Linked DNA regions of Mus musculus: regions 2 and 3 are each linked to region 1. A link is a loop called in an ENCODE intact Hi-C map of the cell type or tissue named here. Cell type or tissue: gastrocnemius. All regions are shown on one strand.

Evidence for each region. Peaks named below come from ENCODE experiments on the same cell type or tissue, not always from the same donor. Only the 100,000 strongest peaks of a DNase experiment are listed, where the experiment ranks them.
Region 2: a loop joins it to region 1, with 1.9 times the contacts of the local background. A loop is called at or near these places in 3 of 42 quality-filtered maps.
Region 3: a loop joins it to region 1, with 9 times the contacts of the local background. A loop is called at or near these places in 8 of 42 quality-filtered maps.

The regions. Positions count from the first base shown.
Region 1 is chr17:88,326,357-88,334,356 of GRCm38, forward strand. The region is part of intron 3 of Gm31615 (a long non-coding RNA gene); the gene reads right to left. Among named protein-coding and RNA genes, the nearest start is that of 1700116H05Rik, 23 kb to the left of the region's middle. In gastrocnemius, CTCF peaks have their summits at 3,437 and 3,974 (motif pointing right); DNase peaks (open chromatin) are centred at 2,632, 3,530, 3,974 and 7,482; H3K4me3 peaks cover 413 bases; H3K27ac peaks cover 7,722 bases.
Region 2 is chr17:88,269,452-88,277,451 of GRCm38, forward strand. All of the region lies in intron 3 of Gm31615 (a long non-coding RNA gene), which reads right to left. Among named protein-coding and RNA genes, the nearest start is that of 1700116H05Rik, 34 kb to the right of the region's middle. In gastrocnemius, no CTCF peak of the experiment used is centred here; a DNase peak (open chromatin) is centred at 4,919; H3K4me3 peaks cover 1,181 bases; H3K27ac peaks cover 2,103 bases.
Region 3 is chr17:88,506,999-88,514,998 of GRCm38, forward strand. No RefSeq gene overlaps it. Among named protein-coding and RNA genes, the nearest start is that of Ppp1r21, 19 kb to the right of the region's middle. In gastrocnemius, a CTCF peak has its summit at 4,490 (motif pointing left); DNase peaks (open chromatin) are centred at 583, 2,253, 4,160, 4,481 and 2 more places; H3K4me3 peaks cover 485 bases; H3K27ac peaks cover 920 bases.

The DNA.
Region 1 (8,000 bases):
CCATGGCTGCCCGTGTTTAAATTCAGGCCACATTCCTGCTGGAGCTTCCAAAATATAGGGAGGAGAAAAACAATAAAGAGTTCACTGTGCTCTGCGTAAGGCGATCTGGCTTTGGCCCTCCGCGGGACATTCTTGTTTGTGGATTGCTGAAAGGAGGAAGGAAAATTGACCTTTGGTTCTGTCACCAGGCTCAGCTCACAGCTCCCAGGGCTGGATGAGCATCGCAGGCAGGTGGATTAAAGCTACGAGTCTCAAGTCCATGCCAGACTGCCCAGCCCTTGGACTATGAAAGGGGTTGGAGGAGACAGGATAGAAAGGTCAGAAGATGAGAGAGGGATAGACAGAGTGACATTTAAGCCACCCAGTTCAGTTCTGTTTGACAAATATTTGTACCATGTGGGGGAGGATGGCTGGGACATGCCCACATACAGGAACACAAGCTACAAAATCTAGCCTGTTAAAAAGTGCTCATAGGCTCTCTCTTCATCCTGTTATGGTCTTGAAATGAGGATGTGGGTTTTAAAAGGGGGAAAGGGAGTGGGAAATCCCAGCTTTGCCCTGTAAGATTATCTCAAATTCTGCTATGATCGTGGGACAGCCATGGGACTGTGCCATATGTCAATGGATAAAGAGCTATGTTTAATGCTAATCCATTATCCTTTGGGAACCTTAATGAAGGAATGACGGAAGATCCAAGGAAGAGAACGATTTGTCCAGGGCTGCTTGGCTACTCAATAGCAGATAAGACACGAGAGCCCCTGTACTCCAAGGCCCAATTTAGGACTCCGTTCACTGCACACCAAGCCTCTTTGTTTGGTTTCAGTGGGAGTGCACGTTCCAAGACATTGCATGTATGACTGAGGTTCAGGATCTAGCCATCCATGGAGAGAGTTGTCCACCAGCTCCCTGAACTCACTACTTATGGTCGTCAGAGTGTTTAGATCTTGTCTCCTATCCTAGATTAGATTTTGGTTAGGGTTATACATCTTTAATGGAAGCAGACAAAGGAATAGATAGGACAAGGTTGATGGTTAGAGACAGAGAATACACTTCCTCATAGGATGAGCTCTGTGGTTCTTCAGCCTCAGTTCCATGTGAAGGCAGCATCCATCTCGCTCAGCCTTGGTTATTACTACACTCAAGTATGTTTGGGGGCTCCCAGTGACAGGAAGACACTTTTGAGACCAAGTGGGAGACAGCAGGGATGGTGTTATAGGTGGAGCTATTGGCGGAATGTTCTCTGGATGTGTGTGTCTGAAGAGACAATGGACGGTGGGCAGCCTGGATGGTCAGCAGGATGGCCAAAAGAAAGTTTAGAAATGACCAGGGACAATGGAAGTCCTGTGCGTGGGATTGGGTGGAGGTCACCAGCCTTTCACCATTCTCCTTTGTGTCACACAATGCGGTGGCTAAAACAGCTGCTTTGAGATGGCTCTGTTTCCCTAGAGATATTCTGAGCTATAACTGTAGATCCCCACCTTAGATTTGTGCTCTCTCCTCTCATGCTCTAGACCCGTGAAAGGGTCATAACCTCTGACCCTTTCACAGGGGTCGCCTAAGACCATCAGCGAGCACAGATATTTACACTATGAGTCACAATGGCAGCCACGCTACAGTTATACGGCAGCAACAGAAATGTGATAGTTGGGGCCAGCAGAGCATGAGGGATGCATTAAAGGGGTGCAGCGTGAGGAGAGTTGAGAGCCGCTGCTCTAAGTGATCAATTAAAAGTCAATCAATCCCCAGTCAATGTGCAGCGTGGCTTTGCAGAGTTGATGGAGGATGTCTGCTGTGGCCCTTGTGAATTGGGAGCATTTATACCAAACTGATTTTTAGCTAAATTAGATCTACAAATCTGACGGGGGCGGGGGGGGCATTTCCCCTTTGATAATAACTTTTTTTGTAAATTGTATTAATTTTGCCTTTGCCTTGGACTGCAGTAATGGAGCTACAAGCTTTCTTTTTAGGCTTCAATAGCAATGCCTCCATTGTTGGTTTTTTTTTTTTTTTTTTTTTTTTTGTTGTTTTTAAATTCATGTTCCTGGCAATTAAGCACTATTCCAAAACATAAAAACAATTTCCTCCTTTTCAAATCATTGGGCAAGGAGTTTCACATGAAAGCTGCTGTTACCCAAAATAGGATCTTGTAAAATAAATGAAGAGCAATCTCTATTCATGAGATCAGCTCTGCCCACCCTGCCTCTTTCTTCCCACCTATCTCTAAGAAAATTCTGAGGCATAGCAGTGTACACCTGAAATATCAGCACTTGAGAGGCAGAGGCAACAAGTTCCAGGCCGATCAGCCTCTGGTCTACACAGCAAGTGACATTTCATTCAGGGCAAAGGAAACTCCACCTCAAAGACCAAATAAGAAAAACAAAAACAAATTAAGTCCCTTCCCTTGGATTACTTTTAATTGAAAGAGAAAAAAAAAATGTGTGGATGATTTTGTTTATAAATGCTAAAATGAAGTCTACAGGAAAAGCTAAAGAAATTAAATAACCACGACCTTCTCTTCATACAAAGAGCAGTGAGCCATGCGGGGTGGGGGTGGGAGGAAATGGGGGTGGGGGCATAGGCTGGCCGCTCTGAGCGCATCCTTTCCAGCTCTAGCCAGCTTGCCTTACTGTGAAGCTGTGTGGGCCTGGCCTTCCCTCTCCCCAGGCTCTTTCTTGCCTTTTGTTCCCCTCAGCTACTCCAATCCTGCTGCTGCTCTCTGTAGGAAACCGTACTGACCTGGAGGTCAGATTGACCCGGTTAAAATCTACAAGATAGACCACATGAAATTACTCTTTTTATATACGGAAGATGGTCAAACATTGGCAGTTTCACGTAGTTTATCCTAATATCAACATGTCATCATCTCTAAGGAAACATATTTTAAACGCGTTGTTACAGCGGCACGTGCTAACAACCATTTACAGCGATAGGGCTTCAGTTCTGAGGGGCAGCCGTGACGTCCTGTTCTGGGTTAGTCTGACAAGGTTTCTGAGGCACTGCTTGTCTGTTGGAAATACCTGGAAAAGGCAGGTCCCAGGGCAGAGGAACAGACATGTGGAAAGATATAGGGGAAATTGGCAGGGGCAGGATAGCGTCAAAACAGCCAAATTTGGAGAGGGATGGGGAGGGCGCATAGGAAGGGGAGGGTAGCCTTGCCCCGAAGCAGGTGCTGAAGAACAGACATTTTGGTGGGAACCTTCTAAACTATGTGTTCAGAGAAGTCCTGACTGGAGAGAGAAAGATGGTGTGGAGAGGGGGTGGGGATGGGAAGTGGGGAAGGTGGGGAAGGAGGGTGGGTGGGAGGGGAATGACAAAAGGAAGGTAGGGAAGAAGCTAGGGTTTATAACGTGAATAAGACCCTCCCCGTGGAAGCAAGGGATTCCAGCCTAGCTTTATCCCTAAACATCTGCCTCTGGCAGTGCCACATGGGTGGGGTGGGCAATGCTGAAAAGCAGGGGCATCCCAGCAGACGGCGGGAGGCTACTGTGGAATCTTAGGCCGGCCAGTGACATCAGATGTGCCTACGAGCAAAGCACCCAACAGCTGTCTGGAAGATGGGTCAAAGAAGCTTGTGATAGCTGGCAGAGACCCAACAAGCGAGCTATTTTAGTCAGACCGAAGAAGCCGAGTTTGAAAGGGCAGAATTCCTGAGCGCAGATCTGAGCCAGTCTCACTGAGCAAAAGGCTCCAAGGACTGTACCCCAGGAGGTCTGATTTTCTCTTCTCTAAGTAGGCCAAGCATAACCATCCCTCACTCCTGTTTTTCCCTATTGTAAATCTCGGGTTCCCTTTGATAGATCAGTGCTCTGAAGACCTTGAGTTCCCTTCCTCAGTCCTCCCTTGACTGACCAGAGATCACCTTCTTTTCTTAAAAGACAAATCCTTTGGCGGAGGTGAGGGTAAGATTTATTTAGTATAGCTTATGCATATGGCAGTGACAACTGTCATGTGCATGCAGTACCTGTGGAGGCCAGAAGAGGGCACTGGATCTTTTGAACTGGAGTCACAGATGGTTATGAGCCACCATGTGGGTGCTAGAAACCAAGCCCAAGTCCTTTGCAACAAGTGCTCTTAACCCCTGAGCCATCTCTCCAGCCTTCCATAACCTTAAGCCCTGACATATCAGGCCTTTTCCTCCAAACTTTGAGTCATGGCTTCCATCTTTCCACCACGGCTGTGCCTCTCAGCTACCTGCCCCGAGAGTCAGCGACTATCATCTTCTCTGTGCCCCACACATGTGCTAAGCACTGTGTGTCAGGTTTTGTAATCACTTCTAGTGGATGTGTGTATCACCAGCCTTTAGCTCCCTGAGGCTAACACCACGTTTTCTGCCACCGTTGACCTAGTAGCTCACAGGGTCTCAGAGCAGACACACAGGTCAACTAACTTGAACTGAATTCTTCCCTTCCCAGGCACAAGATCATGTTATCCTAACTGCTTGGCTGTGCCTGTCTTGTTAGAACCTAGCCAAGTATACCTCTTGTATATCTTCTGTGTTAATGCAAAAAACACATCTCTTATCTCTACATCAAAGGGAACAAGGGAGAGCTTGTTCTCCAACCAAATACGGTGACACAGCCCGGGGACATGGATTCAGGTTGCCTGAAATAACGTTCTTCCAACACTGAGCTAATTATGTGAATTTTCTGTTTTTCTAGTATGTCTTAGGTAGGGTTTCTGTTGCAGTAATGAAACACCATAACCAAAGCAACTTGGGGGAAGAAAGGGTTTATGTCGTTTACACTTCCACATCAGAGTTCATTATTGAAGTAAATCAGGACAGGAATTCAAACAGGACAGGAACCGTGAGGCAGGAGCCATGAAAGAGTGCTGCTTACTGGCTTGCTCTCCATGGCTTGCTCAGTTTGCTTTCTTATAGAACCCAGAACCACCAGCCTAAGGGATGACACTGCCCACAGTGGGCTGGGCCCACCCCCATTCATCACTAATTAAGGGATGAATTCCTTCTGTCCCATTTTCTCCCTCATCACTTGCAGCCAATCAAGAAGTTCTATCATCTCTTCCCTTAAAATGTCCCACCCTCATATGTGTTGTCCCCTGGCTGGCTGTGTTGCCATTTGCATAGATCAGAATCTCAGCCCCTTAGCCTGCTCAAGGGACCTCACAGTCCACCACTGTGTTCTGCGATGTGGATGCTGCCCAGTTCTCTGCTCGCCAAGCTCACATATGCTGGTTCACCACACAGCATTCTGACCACAAGTCTACAAACCCATTTTATCTTACAAGTTACTCTTTAGCTGGTTCAGACCACCCTGAGTCTTTTAATATTTAGCTTCATGCTATACCATGTGGTGGCTGCTGCTTCCTCCTCCTTCTCCTCCTCCTCCTCCTCCTCCTCCTCTTCCTCCTCCTCCTCCTCCTCCTCCTCCTCCTCCTCCTCCTCCTCCTCCTCCTCCTCCTCCTCCTCCTCCTCTTCTTCTTCTTCTTCTTCTTCTTCTTCTTCTTCTTCTTTTTGGTTTTTTGAGACAGGGTTTCTCTGTATAGCCCTGGCTGTCCTGGAACTCACTTTGTAGACGAGGCTGGCCTTGAACTCAGAAATCTGCCTGCCTCTGCCTCCCGAGTGCTGGGATTAAAGGCGAGCGCCACCACGCCTAGCCCACGTGGCTTCTTAACTGCTTTATATTTCAAGCATCCATGCAAGTCTTTAAGTTTCCAGAAGAGGAAAAACTATCACCTGTTTCCCCTTTATATCACTCAGTGCCTGTTTAGCACATACTTGGCAAATTTAGACTCAGTTATACATCTATTCCAGTCTCCTCAGCTGATGAGAGAGAACGAGAGAGCACATAGGGTTTTGGAATATTAGATGAGATAATATGTGTGTGTGTGGGGGGGTGGCAAATCTTAAAAAATGGCATGCCATGAAAAAAGAAGTCAATTAAGTTCCTATTGTTACAAATCCTATAGTGATAAATAATTGGAAGGCAGTACAGATGGATAAAACATGGCTTCCTTTCTTATAAAAATCTGAGCAGCTAACCTTGAAAACATCATCAGAACATTATGTTGACCTGTGGAGAAGCTGGGGATATATGCCTGTCCAAGGTCTATGTTAACCCTGGAAACGCTGGTTCTTCAGTGGTAAAAGGAAGAAAACCCATTAAAGGAGCAGCCTAGGGGGGAGTTTCTCAGCTTCCTCCTGCTGTTTCAGGGCTTAACTGAAGTCCTGACTGGAACCATCCCAAAGGCTGGATGAACTGAGGTCATTGGGATTAGCAGCCATTCCTGAAGCTGTTCTGTGAGCAAGTCTCTGAGGCAGGGTAAGGTAGGGGCTGGAACAGCAGCAGGTCACCTCAGCGTCCCTAAGGGTGAGGCCTGTCAGAGCTGCACTTTTGGTGTTTCATTCTGTAACACATGAACCTTACAACCAATATTTAGTTCAATAAAGATATTTATATGGAATGTGCAAGGTGCAGAGATCAGTTAAAGATGGATTTTGCTCCTGTTTGAGCAGGTGACAGACAACTGCCTGTTTTATGAGTTACTTTGATCAATAACCAAATTGTAGTAAATCTTCATTCGTGCCATTTGAAAGGATGACATGAGGAATTGTGAGGAATTTGTAACCAACAAGATTTATAGGTTATGTATAACTGAAGTTTTGGCTAGAGACATTTTTATGTCTCAGTCAGTTTCAGGGCTGCTCCCATGTAGAGCAATCAGAAATCATGTTATCTATCCTGTTTGGTCTTCTTGATTTTTTTTTCCTTCCCGTCTGTAGCCAAGATCTCCATGGGGTCTTCCCTTATCATGTCTAATTCATATTACTTTGGAAGGGATCCAAAACCTTTTCATCTTTCCTGTTGACACAAAAAGTAGAGCCTTGCTCTCAAAATAGCATGTCCTTGATCTAGCAACCCGATATAATCAAAAATTTAGGTTGGTTTAACTTAGCAGCCTCGTTTTTGGTTAGGCCTGGCTTGCTTTGACTCCTCTTCCAGAGAATCGGTAACACCATTAATACCACAGAGCTTACAACCACCTTAATTTTGATAATTAAAACAACTCAAAACAATTAAAACAATTTAAAACAACGATTATTTATTGAGATTGAGTGTCTCTTTATCTATGTCCATATCTTTGTTTCATACATTTGAGATAAAAGGCCTGGATTTATTTATTCATGCATGTACACTTAAAAACATGTAAAGCAATTATCATTATTTCTCATTTCTATCCTTCAAACGATTAAAGCAATTTTTATTTATTACTCCCTTCTATGGAGATTAATATCTCTTTAAAACAATGGTTACGTAAAACACTTAAAGCTGTGGCCATTGTTTCTTCCTTTGATATGCCTTAGGCACCGCAATAGCTGGACAACTGTCTACCCTCCGCGTCCTTAGAATCCTCTTTCCCACCAATAACTCCGATTTACTACTTAACTAAGTTCTGTGTTCCGCCTGGGCTGCTCTTAAGTCCAGTTGGCCTTGGCCAGCTGGCATGGCCACGTTTGTATGGCTCAGCTACCACACTATGGCTCTCCTCCCTCCTGCACGTTCCTCTCTTCCCTAGCGACTCCTTTCTGCTTCTCCTCCTTGTGGTCTCTAGCCTAGGGAAACCTAAACCCCACCTATGCATCTCCTCCCCAGCTATTGGAGCTGCTGGCATCTTTATTTACCAATCAGAATTAACTGAGGGCAGGGTCCCTCAGTGCAGACTCTCTCATCTTTGGGGCAAACAGCTTGGGGGGGGCAATTAGCATTAGAATACAAGCAGCATTAGGCCAACCCACTACATCCTCCTGTTTCTGAGTCTGTTTGCCTGTTGAGCATGCCTAACACTCTTGACACATACATGGGGACGCACAGGTCAGGCAGTGGGTCAGAGAGGTAAGCCTGCTTTCTGGTGAGGCTTGACATCACTAGAACTAGTCCCAGCTAGTTGAGGGGCTGGAAGTCCTCAGCGCCTTCAGAACCATATCATGACTTCATGTTTGCTATTAAGAAACAACCTACCAGTGCTAGCTGGTTGGGCAA
Region 2 (8,000 bases), 57 kb before region 1:
TATGTGTAGCCTGGGATGTCCTGGACCAGGCTGGCCCCAAATTCACAGAGATCCACCTGCTTCTGCCTCCTGAGTGCTGGGATTAAAGACTTCAGCCAGCGAAAGGATGGACTATCCAGAGACTACCCCACCTGGGGATCCATCCCATAATCAGCTACCAAACCCAGATACTATTGCATATGCCGGCAAGATTTTGCTGAAGGGACCCTGTTATAGCTGTCTCGTATGAGGCTATGCCAGTGCCTGGCAAATACAGAAGTGGATGCTCACTGTCATCTATAAGATGGAACACAGGGCCCCCAATGAAGGAGCTAGAGAAAGTACCCAAGAGCTGAAGGGGTCTGCAACCCTATAGGTGGAACAACAATATGAACTAACCATTACCCCCAGAGCTCGTATCTCTAGCTGCATATGTAGCAGAAGATGACCTAGTCGGCCATCACTGATAAAAGAGTCCCCTTGGTCTTGCAAACTTTATATGCCTCAGTACACGGGAATGCCAGAGCCAAGAAGCAGGAGTGGGTGGGTAGGGGAGCAGGGCGGAGGGAGGGTATAGGGAACTTTCGGGATAGTATTTGAAATGTATATATAGAAAATATCTAATAAAAAATAAATAAAGACTGTGGGAAGCTGTTGCAGAGTGGCAGTTACAGAGTGGCAGTTGGCTACTGCTGGCCACCACACATACATAGGCAGTAAAGGTTCTTTTGCCAAGATGAGGTTTTGAGAATTAACCAAAGTTAACCAATCAGATGAGAGACAAGTTAACCAATCAGATGAGAGACAAGTTAACCAATCAGATGAGAGAAAACACCTTTCCTAGGCCTATATAAGCAGCACCAGTTCTGGGCTTGGGGTCACTTCGCCTCTGCAATCAAGCTCTCCCAATAAACGTGTGCAGAAGGATCCTGTTGCAGCATCGCGCAAGAAAAGACCAAAAAAAAAAAAAAAAAAAAAAAAGACTGGGCCAGCACTCCCTCTTGAATCTGGACAAGCTGTTTTAGAGCAGGTTCTGTCTTACTGTTTGTTTGTCTTACTGTGTAAAACGGAGATGCTGTCGCTCGGGACAAGGCTATAGTGAAGCCACACGCAGCGCAATGCAAGTGGGCACGGACAGAAACACCTGGGGTTCAAGAAGCAGTTGATTCTGAATTAATGTTTTGTCACTGTGCAGTTGATTTTCCATTTATCTTCAATCACTGTCTATTCAGAAACCGTTTTCTCTTGCTATGTTTTTGTGACTCTAGTTGTCAAAACGTGAGAGGGTTGTGACCTGAAGTTTAGGAAGCTGGGAGTTAACTACAGCAGAGGCTGAAGGTCCAGCATACACGGGTGAGGGGTCAGAAATGGCAAGAACCCCAGGGGTAGAGCCACGTGAGTGTAGAGATGGAAGCAGTCCACAGGGAGCGCAGCGGAAGCTCACCTTCCTTCCCTAGAAGGGCTCAGATAAGGACAGTCTTTACTGGGGCCCTGCCGTGCGTAACAAAAACCATCTGGAGTTAGCTTGAGAAAATGTGGGTAGATTTTGGTATGGGAGTGTCTCACAAACTCAAGAATGCAAAAATCTACAAGCTAGATCAAGCCAGAGGTGCTGGGACAGAGGAAGGAGGATTTGCGTTTGTGGTGGTTTGAAGGTTTGGCCAGAGGGAGGGGCACTATTAGGAGGCGTGGCCTTATTGGAGAAGGTGTGGCCGTGGAGGAAGTGTGTCACTGTGTAGGTGGGCTTTGAGGTCTCATCTGCTCAGGCTCCACCCAGTGTGGGATCCTGGCTGCATACAGAAGTGAGTCTCCTCTTGATTGCCTTCAAATCAATGTATACAACTTTCCACTCCTTCAGCATCATGCTTCTCACCATGATGATAATGGACTGAACCTTGGAAGCCTCAAGCCAGCTCCAATTAAATGTTGTCCTGTATAAGAGTCCTCTTGGTCATGATGTCTCTTCACAGCAATGGGAACCCTAAGATACAAGTTGGTACCAGGAACTGCGGCATTGCTGTGATCGGCCTGACTATGCTTTTGTTTGAAGGAATGTTGACTTTGGGACTTTGGAAAGCATTGGGATACTTTAAGTGGGGTTTAATGGGCATTCTAGTAGACGCGTCGCATGAAGACAGTGGTGCTGAGGGTGATTTAGACTTTGGGGGCCTGGCTCGAGAGGTTTCAGAGGAGAGAAATTTTAGTATGTTGCCTAGAGGTCGTTCTTATGTTTTGGTGGAGAATGTGGCTGCCTTTTGCCCTTGTATGAAGAGTCTGTTTGAGGCTAAGGTAAAAAGATTCAGAGGAGGTCTCAAAAAAGCCTAGCATATACTCTGCCACGTGGTTTACTCTTTTGAAGAGTGTTTAGATCAAGAGTAGCAAGCTTAGAACAGAAAAAAATAGAAAATGTCTGGCTCAAGAGCAAAGGGCTACCAGGAAGTGAAATGAAGCTAAATACTGTGTAAAGGCTGTGAAATGGGATTCCGGGAGTGGTGACCTCAGGGTGAGTTTCTGCCCAGCTAAGCTCACTGTTGAGGTGTTTGCAGTTGAACAAGAGACAGTTGTACCATGGTAGGCTTCATTTCTACCTGATTATTGTTTTCATTTGGACTTTTAATCTGGAATAAACTACAACTCAGAAATGGAAGCCTGGGAGACACAGGCTTTTGATCTGAATTTTGAGGCATAGTGGCCACAGGCATTGTGGTACACACTTTTAATCCCAGCGAACAGAAGCAAGAAGATCTCTGAGTTCAAGGGCAGTCTGGTACAGAGCAAGTTCCATGTTAAAAATAAAAAATAAAAATAAAAGCTTAAGCGTCGAAGGAGTTGGAAAACAGAAAGCTGGTGATGACGTAATAGGACAATGTTCCAGCCCCAGCAAGCCGCAGAACTTGGCAGCTTCATTCTTGTGGCTCTGGCTTAGAGTCAGTAATAGAAGGGATCATGGAAAGCAACTGAGGCTTGATACTGTGAGAGGCCAGGAAAGGCCATTGGCGATGGTGCAACCTCAGTTGCAGTTAACAGCCCAGGACTGAAGTGGCCATGCAAAGAAGTTGAGGTTGGCACCATGAAGAGAGTCTATGAGAGGCTATTGATGAAGCCTAATTTTAGCAGAAGATTCCAATGGAGATGATGGTACCATAGGATGATCACCAAGAACAGCAGTGGCAATGCAGTGGAGTCAACTAGAGCTTAGAGTGCTACAGAGGGCAGAGCTGGAGAAGTCACCCAAGCCCTTTGGAAAAGCCAGATCACGTGTGGATCCCAGACATTAGAACAAGAAGCTGTGAAGTTGAAGTTGCCTTGGAACCCCAAGATGTTAGAGAGGCCAGAGCTGTGGGATACCCGCTGAGGAAAGCTGCTAAAAAGGAGTGGAACCAGCCCAGGAGAAAGACTTGTTTTGTAGTCATCAAAGCTGAAAAGAGTTGGACGTCAGACATGGAGATGCAGAATTTGGAGTTTGCCCATCTGATTTTGGTATTGCTTTGGTCTAGTGTTTCCTCCCTTTGACATTTTGGAATGGGAATGTATATCCTATGCCATGGTATGTTGGAATTATGTGATCTGCTCTTTGATTTTATAGGGGGTTACAGTTAAGAGATTGGATGAATCTCAGAAGAGATTTTGAAATTTGGACTTTTAACATTGTTGAGACTCGATATGGAGGCTTTAAAATTGGACTAAGTGTATTTTGCATTAGGCTATGGCTAGATATGCACCCCCTACACCCCCAAAAGACTCATGTGTTTGAACAAGCCAATGGGGGCCAGGGAGTAGAATGTGGTGGTTTAAATGTTTTGGCAATGGGGAGTGGCACTATTAGGAGGTGTGGCTGTATTGGAGGAAGTGTGTCACTGTGGGGGTGGGCTTTGAGGGCTCCTTTGCTCAGGCTCTGCCCAGTGAGGAAGAGACTCATGGCTACCTACAAAAGAGACAATCTCCTTCTGGCTACCCTTGGAATAAGATGTAGAACTCTTGGCTCTTCCAGCACTATGTCTGCCTGCACACTGCCATGCTTCCCACCATGATAATAATGGACCAAACCTCTGAAACTATAAGCCAGCCCCAGTTAAATGTTGTCCTTTGTAAGAGTCGCCTTGAACACGTGTCTTCACAGCAATAAAATCCAAACTAAGCAAGTGAGGGCTAGAAGGTGAAACATCCCAGGGCACCACAGCTACTTGATGAGGATAAAGCCCAGCTGGACTACATGAGACTGCCTCAAAAACAAAAAGCAAATGCCAGAGGGAGCACCGAGGGAGCACGGAGGATGGGGGGACTCAGCACTCAGTGTCTTTGCTACTCACTAAGCAGAAGCAGGCAGGGGCTTAGACGCTGGGCTATTGGATCTGAATCTGTGAACTTGGGGAGGTAGGAAAGAGGATGGGATTTGGGTCCTCGAAGCTTAAACTGGCCTCAAACCCTTATGTATCGAAGACTGGCCTTGAACTCTTGAACTCGGTGTCCAAATTACCGGGATTACAGGCCTGCGCTACCATTAGAAAATGGGCACAGGGTGCAGGAAAAATGGCCCAGCATTTTGTTGGGGAGCTGGAGTGTAAGGTGGTTAGAAGGGCTCTGCAATGCTTCCTTCTTTTGCTCTCCTGAAACGATGCCTTCTATGGCCTGGAAGTGACTAAATCCATCTTTGTTCTAAGAATTTGAATTGTTTACTCTTAAAGGAAAGTGGAAAACTGCCAAAGTTATGGACGTCCTTCATGCGCTGTGTCTGCTTTGTGCAGCGCATTTCAGACAAGAGACGAGGTTGCACACAGAAGGTAAGATTGCTTAAGTAAGCATAGTGTAGGCTGGGGTGTAGCCTAGTGGTTAGAGCGCCTGCCTTCCATGCTCAAGGTTCTAGGTTCCAGGCTCTAAAGTTATCAGAAGTGCCCTTGGCAAGCAGACAGTGTCACCAGTCAGAACCTGGTTTTGTTCCTAGACTTGTCTCCAGGCCGAACCAAGTTGGAGACTCTGTGTGTGTGTGTGTGTGTGTGTGTGTGTGTGTGTGTTTTGGGGGGAGGGGCACGAGGCGGGGAGGGAGGCTGGTTCCAGCCAGTCGTGGAGTCTGCATCCGGAACACGATTGTTTCCTTTGTGACGTACTATTAGTTTCAGTTTGCTTCTAGCATGTATTTTGGGTATTTTCCCAGTGGTTTCAGTGAGGAGTCTCCTGTCTCAGGGGTGGAAAAACAATACAAAACAAAAAAAAAAAAAAAAAAAGAAAATGAATTCGGCAAAATCACAGAAGAATCCAAGCTTGGTAGTGGGCCCTTCGCTATAAACACAATTTTAAAAAAGAACAAAACAAAACAAGTGCTTTGGTTTCTTTCTCTCCCAGAAAAAAAAAAGTGGTTACTTACACACACACACACACACACACACACACACCACAGAAGGATAGGGTGGGCTGTTCAGAACAAGATGTTTCATAGTCCATTTGTTTTAGACAAAAACTCGGAGGCTCTGGAGAAAATAAACTGCACATAAATAGGAGAAAACAGACTGCATCTTGTTGTTATGGCAACGCCCTACTTATATCACATTAAGCTGATTCATGTCTTTCCCCCCTCCCTGTTAATAAATTATAGTGGCTGATGAGAATTAAGCTGGCTGGAAGAACTGGCATGGGCAAGATGCATATTAATTTGTCCTCTGATAATGGGTGTCCCATACTTTCTTTTTTTTTTTAAAGAGGATAACTCTATTGAAGAGGGTATTTTAACATGACTCTATCACCCTTCACCAGCAGTGTGTGAATGCCTCAGAATGAGGTACTGGCTGCTTCCTGACTGTTCCTGGCTAATTGCTCCCAAGGAGCAGAGCCTGTAAACCTCCCCGTTGCTGTGTCTCTTGCCCAGCCTGCATTCCAATGTCTGGGACGTTCACACCGTCTCTCTTTTTCAGCTACTTTAATCCATATAATATACATTGGAATTCACACACATACACGCACACAGACACAATTGCAAAATGCAAATAAAAGGAAAACTGAAACCATACACCTCACTCAATAGGTAACCATTAGAAAATGGGCACAGGGTGCTGGAAAAATGGCCCAGCAGTTAGCTTTCAGAAGTCGTGAGTTCGGTTCCAGGCAGCCACACAGAGTGGCTCAGACCAAAGGGTCAATAGCTCCAGCTTCAAGGGCTCAGATGTCCCCTTCTGGCTTCCAAAGGCAGCTGCACATATTTGGTGTTCACACACATCACACATAAATAAAAATATTAAAAATAAATTCTCAGGGCATCATCGTGAGTGAGGTAACCCAATCACAAAAGAACTCACATGATAAGCATTCACTGATAAGTGGATATTAGCCCAGAAACATAGAACACCCAAGATACAATTTCCAAAACACATGAAACTCAAGAAGAACGAAGACCAAAGTGTGGATACTTTGCTCCTTCTTAGAAGGGGGAACAAAATACCCATGGAAGGAGTTACAGAGACAAAGTTTGGAGCTGAGACGAAAGGATGGACCATCCAGAGAGTGCCCTACCTGGGGGTCCATTCCATAATCATTCACGAAACGCAGACACTATTGCATAAGTCAACAAGATTTTGCTGAAAGGACCCTGATATAGCTGTCTCTTGTGAGGCTTTGCCAGTACCTGGCAAGCACAGAAGTAGATGCTCACAGTCAGCTATTGGATGGATCACAGGGCCCCCAATGAAGGAGCTAGAGAAAGTACCCAAGGAGCTGAAGCGGTCTGCAACCCTATAGGTGGAACAACAATATAAACTAACCAGTACCCAGGAGCTCTTGTCTCTAGCTGCATATGTATCAAAAGATGGCCTAGTCGGCCATCACTGGAAAGAGAGGCCCCTTGGTCTTGCAAACTTTATATGCCCCAGTACAGAGGAATGCCAGGGCCAAGAAGCGGGAGTGGGTGGGTAGGAGAGTGGGGGGGCAGGGTAATAGGGGACTTTCGGGATAGCATTTGAAACGTAAATGAGGTAAATACCTAATACAAATTTGGAAAAAAAAATAAATCCTCAGAAAAAGAAAATCATCAGACAACATGTAAAGTTTGTTGCAAAAGTAAGAATAAGGAATCAATAAATATCTTTTAAAAATGCTCATTTTCACTAGACATGATTGTGAATGGCTTTAATTCAGGGGTGGGTCGGGGAAGAAGCAAACAGATCTCTGTTAGTTCAAGGCTAGCCTGTTTTATATAGTGAGACCCTGTCTCAAAATATATGCTCATTTTCAACCATTATTACAGAATTAAAATAGCAATGGTATATTTTCTTCAATGAGTAATTCGGAAACATTCAGGACATGAAATTGGAGATGAGGAAGCCTGCTGTCTCATACATTGTTTAGAACAGTAGAAGTTGTATTCAGTTAAAATTTTAAGAAAAATGCTAGCTGAGTGTGGTGGTGCACGCACGCCTTTAAGTCCTAGAACTTGAAAAGCGGAGTCAGGCAGATCTGTGTAATTTCAAGACCAGCCAGGGCTACAAAGTCAGACCCTTTCTCCAAAAAAAAAAAAAAGAAAGAAAAAAAAACATTTTAAAGTTTCATTGTTATGTCATTTGTCACGTGTGGTTGTCATAGAACAACTTTGTAGACTTTCTTTTTTTTTTTTTCTCTCCACACCGTTGTGTGGGTGTGAACACAGGATGAACTCAGGCCACAGTGTTTATGGAGCAAGCCCTCCTGTCCAGGGAGCCGTCTTGGTGTCCATGACTAACTTTCAGGTGTATAGCTGTACTTGTCAAGGCTTGACTTGCACACGCTCATTGATTTCAACAAATTAATTTATAAATATTTTCATACAAGTCATTAAAGAAGATTTTAGAGGATGTCCATTGTAACACTGAGTGCTATGGTAACATAAATTAATAAAACATACATGCTCATTCATAGGCTAGCTAATAAAATTAATTCAGTCATTGAATGGAATGATACCCTATCTAAGAAAAGGAATTTGAAGATACAGAAAGGTGTAAAAAAAAAATGAAAACTGAAGATATTAAATTTCAGGACTTAACACAGTTTTGCTTGTACTA
Region 3 (8,000 bases), 180 kb after region 1:
GGCACATACCATTTCTTCCAAGAAGGTGATTTCTTGAGATATGCTTTGGCCTGGACTCAGTCATACAGATAGCATAGAGGCCATTTGGGCTATTAACCACGTCTGGTCCTGGATTAAGAACTTGGTGGAGCCTCTGGCTACAAGGGTCATTTAGACAATTAGATATTGCAGTCCTGGTTGATATAGCCTGGCCCAACAGATAACGAGGATCACAAGACTATTGATCACTTCCAATTCTCACTTTCCCATTGGAAAGACTGCTGTGTGCTTAACATTCTTGGATTCTCTGGGGAAATCTGTGTGTGCAAACACTTTAGTGCTGTGCTCCCACAGAGGACAACACATAGGACTTGATTCTGTCCTGTTGCCATGTGGCTCCCAGAGATCGAACCAAGGTGGCCAGGCTTGGCATCGAGGGCCACCCTGCCCGCAGCCATCTCAGAGACCCATTTCTGTTTTTTGAGACAAGATCTTCCTGTATATCTCCAGCTGGTCTGGAGCGCCTGATCGTCTTGCCTCCGTGTCTCAAGTGCCAGGATGACAGAAGTGTACCATCAGTGGCCAGATGGAGCTGCTCGCAGAGGATTTCCTCCTGGCCTGCCAGGAGCCCTGCCTGCCTGGCCTTGGGTCTGGGGCGGGCTTCCTGTAAGTCTTTCCCAGCGTGGTAGATGGACAAAGGCAAGAGATGGAGCCATTTGACTGCGGGCCAGCCTTTGCTTTCCTGTTTAGCAATGGAGGCATTTTGTAAATGATTTTCTTTTTTTATTTTTATTTTATTTATTTATTTACTTATTGGTTTTTCGAGACAGGGTTTCTCTATGTAGCCCTGGCTGTCCTGGAACTCACTCTGTAGACCAGGTTGGCCTCAAACTCAGAAATCTGCCTGCCTCTGCCTCCCGAGTGCTGGGATTAAAGGCGTGCACCAACACGCCCGGCTGATTTTTTTTTTTTTTTAAGAACAAATTGTGGAAGCATGCAGAAAGTGTGTTTGTAACTTTCAGTGCTATTATTGCTATTATGTTGCTCTCAGCCCAAATCTCCTTTATCATGCTCAAACGATCATTTTTTCTGTTAACCAAACCGTTTGACTTACATCTGTCGTTCTAGGAACATTGTCATCCATCACAAATACTTAACTGCAGATAGATGTTTATATTTCCATTTTTAAAGCTCATTTATTGTATATAGCTCAGTCTAAATAACCGGAACTGTAATCTCATAAAAGCTAAAAATGAAAGGGAATTTGTAAAATTTATTTTGCAAGCAAATAAGGTGTAAAAATATTATCAAAAATTTTCACAGGGATGTTGTGGGATCTCTATAAAAACAGCAACTTTTTTTTTGGCGTCTAGCTAGCATGTAATAAATGAAGTCACCACAAAGTTTATACTTCCAGAAACAGGCATGCCCTCAAAGACATCTCTCTCTCTCTCTCTCTCTCTCTCTCTCTCTCTCTCTCATGCGAGTGCGTACATGCGCTCTCGCTCAGAGTCCTATACTAACGAATCTCTGTGACCCAGGCCCAAGTCCTGAGCGCTCTCTGCAGCACACCTATCGCAGAGCCCTGTGTCTAGTTCTGTCTGTTGGTTTGTCCAATGCTGCCTTGGTACCTGCATCTCTTTGTTTCCTGTTCCACAATAGGTTACAAGCTTACAAGCACCACTTTCCACAGTGTTCTCTTCTTCCTAGAGCTTCGTACTCTCCCCAAAACTTTCCTTTAACCTTGGCGCCTCCCTGAATCGTTCTCCTCTGTACTCCACCATCAGTCTGCCAAGAAATCCAGGTGTATTCAGTCATGCCCAGAACCTGCTAGCTCCTCGGGGCCTCCTCTACCGCTCACCTCTGAGACTGTCTTATTCCCCCACTACCAGACTTCCCTGGAGCCGGGCTTCTACCCTACTGTCTCCTTTAGTCCCCGCAGGCTCTGCCCTCAGCACTGCAGCAAGTGTGACCCTGTATCAGGAGTCAGACACTGTCAGCATTAGCCGTCCTGAGCGGCTGAAGCTGGGAGCTGATCGCTCCTAGATCTCTGCTCAGACTTTACACCTTTACATACACCGGTGCCTGGTGGAATCAGCAAAGCTGCAAGCTAGTGCTTTGATTTCTCTTTTAGAGCCGCGTTTCCCAGTAGCTGGCCACTCCCACAGTTACCCCCTTTGGAACAGTTCAGAAAGCCTGCCCATGCCTTCTGCTTCTCTCTCTTCCTTGCCTGTGCCACGCCAGTCCCTCCCTTTGCTGTTCCCCAAATGTGCTGCACACCCTCTGCTCCCAATGCCCAGGGCCCCGCCCCCAGGCGCCTACACCTCTCATCTGTGAGTCACCATTCAAGAGTCACTTCTCCCTCTCCAACTCCCCTGACCTCTTCCCCTTTCTACTGCCAACAAAATTCTGACTTAGTGTAGCATGCATCACTAGAATGCCCCTCCAGGAGGTCAAGTATTTGACTGTCCTCTGTACAGCTGTGTCCCATAGCTCAACCCAGTGTCCCTCGGTAAGCCACTCATGTACCCACTGACTGGGGGACCAGATCAGTTCCCATCTCCTTTGTAATCTTGCCAAGCTCTACACTTCTCTCCACCACGGGAGCGTCTCACTCACTACCCAGCCCCGACTGTGGCTGTATATGAATTCTTCAGTACCTACCTCAGTGCCCAGTGCACATGACAGCCAGAATTTTTTTTATATTATATATTTTTTAAAGATTTATTTATTTATTATATGTAAGTACACTGTAGCTGTCTTCAGACACCCCAGAAGAGGGCGTCAGATTTCGTTATGGATGGTTGTGAGCCACCATGTGGTTGCTGGGATTTGAACTCCAGACCTTTTGGAAGAGCAGTCGGGTACTCTTACCCACTGAGCCATCTCGTCAGCCCGACAGCCAGAATTTAATTATCACAGTCCTCGTGATAGCACCGTTTGGATGGCCCGGAGTGGGCAGGGATCAGGAGATTTGGAGAATGTGGGACAAAAGATGGTGGTCTTCTGTAGTCTCAGCTTTGAACATGACAGGTATATTCTCTCTCTCTCTCTCTCTCTCTCTCTCTCTCTCTCTCTCTCTCTCTCTCTCTCCTTCCCTCCCTCTCTCTCCTCTCTTTCTGGATAGGGCTAACCTAGAACCCACCCCCTAAGTAAACAAGGCTGTCTTGGAACTCACAGAGAGCCACCTGTCTCTGCCTCCCCAGTGCTGGGATTGAAGGCGTGACTACAGAAAGCACCAGAAAGGGGAAAAAAAAAAAAGTATCCTTTGTCGTGCTCCTCCCAATCTCTCTCATCAGCTGTCATTCCTGTCTTTGCGAAGCCTTCCTCTCCCTTGCTCCCCAGGCCTGTTTTGTACACAGAGGCAGTGCCTCAGTGATGAGGGGCTTTCAGAAGGTTTCTTGTTCTCAAATACTTTCTTACATCCCAGCGCTGCGATCCTTGGGGTCTGTTTGCACAGTCTCAGGGGAGAAAATGACAGACGTGGAGGATATTTTTAATTTTCAAATGGCTTTATGGGGGTTCAGTGCTTGCCTGGCATAATGATCCCAGCACTCAGGGAGGCCGGAGTTATAAGTCACCCTTAGATTTTCTTAGAGATCCAGGCTAGCTGGGCAAATGAGTGTGTATCAAAAAAGCAAACAAGTCGTTATGTCCCTTAGAGTTTAGTGAGAGTCAGAAGTGTGGGGATGTATGACTGTAGTTAAAGCTTAGACAGAATTGCTGGGAGTCCGCAAAGCACCCTTAACCTGAACTCACAGGGTTTGGGAGAGAGCGTTGGATGTAGCTGCTTCATAGAGAAAACCGGGCAGCCGTCGGTGGAGTGGGGGTGCGGGCAAGGGGTTAGAATCCACACTGACTGAATTGTACGGATCTGGGGGACAGCGGTCAGACTGAGACAGGCCTTCAGCACCCCGTATTTCCAAGGGCTTTCTTGAACAGGTTGGAAATAGCCCAGGCAAATCGCATTGAGAAGGGTGCTTCAACTCTCACCCTCTCCTCCAGCCCCTTGTCCTAGTCTAAAAGCCTTGCTTGTGTTTCTGAAGGTGGCCCGGAACTCGCTGGGTTCCAGGAAGAAAAGGCCGAGGGGGCTGCAGCGTCTGGTCTGTGACCCCTTACTGCTTTGGGTCTGTTCATCCCAGCCACAGGTGCTCCCCGCCCCCAACGCTGCCCAGGCCGCCCAGGACAAAGGAAGGGTTGTGCCTGCATAAGAGGGCTATTTGCCTCCTTGCCCAGCCATCACGTGAGGACAAAGGGTCCACACCCTAACTCAGCTGAAAGAGTGCAAAGTGTCCCAACACGCCCTGCAAAAGGACTTACTGATTTTCCAGTTAAGAATTTGCCTAACCTGTTCTGTTCAAACAGGCTAATTGTTTCCTGAAAAAGATGAAGTCACTAGAGAGACGTGCCTAAACAATTGCTACCAGTGGTCATGGGCGTGCCTCAGATTGGTAACCAGTTTCAGGACTGTCACCTCAAGTGGCTGCAAATTTGGTGATGGCGCGCTCCCTGGTGGCAAAATGAGGTTATACCAGGCAGAAAACAGCTTGAGAAAGCCAATGGAACGGAGACCTTGAAAATAGGGAAGAGGGGCGATAGGTTTGTGGGACGTTTGTGGTTTTCTTTCTTTCTTTCTTTCTTTCTTTCTTTCTTTCTTTCTTTCTTTCTTTCTTTCTTTCTTTCTTTCTTTCTTTCTTTCTTTCTTTCTTTCCTTCCTTCCTTCCTTCCTTCCTTCCTTCTTTCTTTCTTTCTTTCTTTCTTTCTTTCTTTTTTTTTTTGGTTTTTCGAGACAGGGTTTCTCTGTATACTCCTGGCTGTCCTGGAACTCACTTTGTAGACCAGGCTGGCCTCGAACTCAGAAATCTGCCTGCCTCTGCCTCCCGAGTTCTGGGATTAAAGGCGTGTGCCACCACGCCCGGCTTGTGGTTATTTCTTAATAAATATCTGTTGGCTGGGCTGGGGCATTGAGTGGTTAGTGGGTGGACCGGTGGTTCATGCCTGCCATCCCATCCAGCTCTTGGACCATGGAGTGAGGAGTCGTCAAGGCTAATCTTGGCTTTTACAGCAAATTCTAGACCAGCCTGGGACTCAAAACCGACCAACAAAAAAATGAAATATAACCCACCAGGTGTGTGGATTTTAATAATAAAAGTGAACAATCTGCCCAAAGCCGAAGCAGAGAAGGGGTCTCTAGTCTGATCGACATTACTGCGACTGAGTCTCCTGTATTCCGAAGACTTTTTTTTTTTTTTGGCTGTGAAATTTTTAGAATAGACACTAGAGAAAAGTGAAAATAACTATTAGGCCCGTGTGTCAGAACATGGAGTTTGGCACACCCCAGTTTTTGCCACTCCCCTTACTCCCGTTTCCTTCTTCCCTGCACAAATGTAACCCATGTGAGTATTATGTTGCTTTACCTTAAGGCTGTGGGATACGTTGTTGGAATGGAGGGGCTTTTCTAGCACACTTCGCCACATCTAGTATACACTAGAGTGGTCTACTGGGGTTGCACTCTGCTCACCTTGGGATTTTCTTCAAAATGTTTCTCAATTGTTTGTGGGTCCCAGAAGTCCACACAGCACTGTGTTGCTCTGTCTCTTAGTTCTGTGCCCTGCCTCTCTCTCTCTCTCTCTCTCTCTCTCTCTCTCTCTCTCTCTCTCTCTCTCTCCTTTTCTCTTTCACCCATCCTTCCCTCCCTCAAATAACACTCCCCTACATACACTGAAACACCCAGCTAGGGTTTGCAGGCTAGCTCAGCAGGTAAAGCCACTTGCTGCCAAGCCTGCTAACCTGAGTTCCATCACCGGAGGGCCACATGGTGGGAGGAGAGAACAAACTCGGGCAAGATGTCCTCTGACCTCCACATGAGTGCCTATAGGACACACACATGCTTATCCCCACACATAGACACATAGATAAATAATTGCTATACATTTTTATAAACAAACGCGTAGTCGTTCCACACACGGTTGGATGAATTTTGACAAGTGTGCTGCAACTGATCCTCTTTCTTCCCAGGCTAAAGAACATGTCCATGACCGCACAGAGTGGCCCCTATGACACTCAGTGAACACTGTTCTTGGTTCTTTTGCTGGGTGTCTTGCCTGCTCTAAATCCCATATTAAGAAGGTCATTGCAGAATGCTGTGTGCTGCTTTTCATACTCTACATGATGCTTTGAGTTTCCCCCACACCGTGGTTCATTCTTTTCTGTGGCTACATTGTATCCTATCCATAGATATCCACTGCTTGGCAGTTAGACTGCTTCCAGGTGGAACTGCTATAAATCAAAATGCTCTGTCTTTTCATGTGTCTGTCTTTGTGTGCATGTGTGTGTGTGTTCACATGTGTTTGTGTGTGTCTATGTGTATGTGCATGCAAATCTGTGTGTACATCTTGTTTTTTTGTTTTGTTTTTCAAGACAGGGTTTCTCTGTATAGCCCTGGCTTTCCTGGAACTCACTTTGTAGACCAGGCTGGCCTTGAACTCAGAAATCTGCCTGCCTCTGCCTCCCAAGTGCTGGGATTAAAAGCGTGCGCCACCACTGCCCGGCTACATCTTGTTTTATTGTAACAAAGCATCTGAGTGCTTTTGTATCTTTTTGTGTTCTCACTTCTCTTGGTCTTCCTGCTCCTCTCAGATAACTGGTCACAGTATCTGTAACGCTGTAAGAAAACCCTATACTCTTCCTCACCTGAGACACTTCTTGTTCTTCCTCTACTGCAGATGTGTAGTAGTTTACTCCTCTACAGAACAACCTCTTTATGGTGTCCTTCTAACCCTGGGTTTCCTGTGAACTGTAGATCTGAAGCCCAGGAGAAATCCTTTGGTGACAGCACCAGAGGTGTGCTGTTGTATAGTTCTTCCCCATACCACAAGCCCTTCAGTGCTGTCTTAGCCAGTGTTCTATTGCTGTGAAGAAACAACAGCAGCTCTTCTAGAGGAAAACATTTACGTGGGGCTGGCTTCCAGTTCAGAGATTTAGTCCATTATCGTCATGGTGGGAAGCATGGTGGCGTGTGGTCAACATGGTGCTGGTGAGGTAGCTGAGAGTTCTACATCCTAGTTGGGATGTAGAAGGAAGAGAGTGAGACACTGGGCCTGGCTTGAGAATCTGAGACTTCAAAGCCCACCCCCAGTGACACAGTTCCTCTAACAAGTCACACTTACACCAACAAGACCATACCTCCCAAGAGTGCCACTCCCTGTGAGCCTAGGGGGGCTATTTTCATGCAGACCATCACACAAGGCCTAGTTGCTGTCCCTCAGTTCAGACACAGATTCATAGGCCAGGATGGTGCCCCATCCCTGCCCAACTCCCTGTCCCTAATGGACTTGTCAGCAGTGGTATTAGATGGCCTCAGCCTTCAGTCAATTATTCTGTTAAAAATTATAAAACAGTGGTCTTAAAAAAACCTACCACTTTTCCTGCTTCTGCTTTTAAAAACTTCCTTTCTCAACTTCTTGGCGTTTAGGGAAGGCACTTGCTGTCTTTAACTGCCCTTTTTTGTCCTTGGTTTGTTTTTAATGGTATATTTATTTTCCTACATGTGCCTGCATGTATATCACACACCTCATGAGTGCCTGGTGCCCACAGAGGCCAGAAGAGGGTGTCAGACTAGAATTATGGAGAGGTCTGGGCCACCATGTGAGTGGGTGCTGAGAATAGATCCTGACTTCTCTGCAAGAACAGCAAATACCCCTCCAGCCCTGGGCTTTATTTGGGTTACTTACAGGCACGGGTGAGAGCTACTTACAGCAACAGAGATGATTCAAAAATAGCTGCAGCACCAGGGCCCACACAGAGGACTGCTACATCCACTCCAGTAGTGACAAGCACCACAGGCCCCGAAAACCTGGGCGCTGTCCTGAGGCGAAAAGTTCACAGAAACTTAGTCTCCTGGAACCATGGCATCCTGTATAACAAATGCTCCAATGTCCTTGCTTTAGTTGATAAACGGATCTGTGTGCCTTCCCTTAATATTGCTTTATTACAAGTGCTCTAAGGATTGATATTTTGAC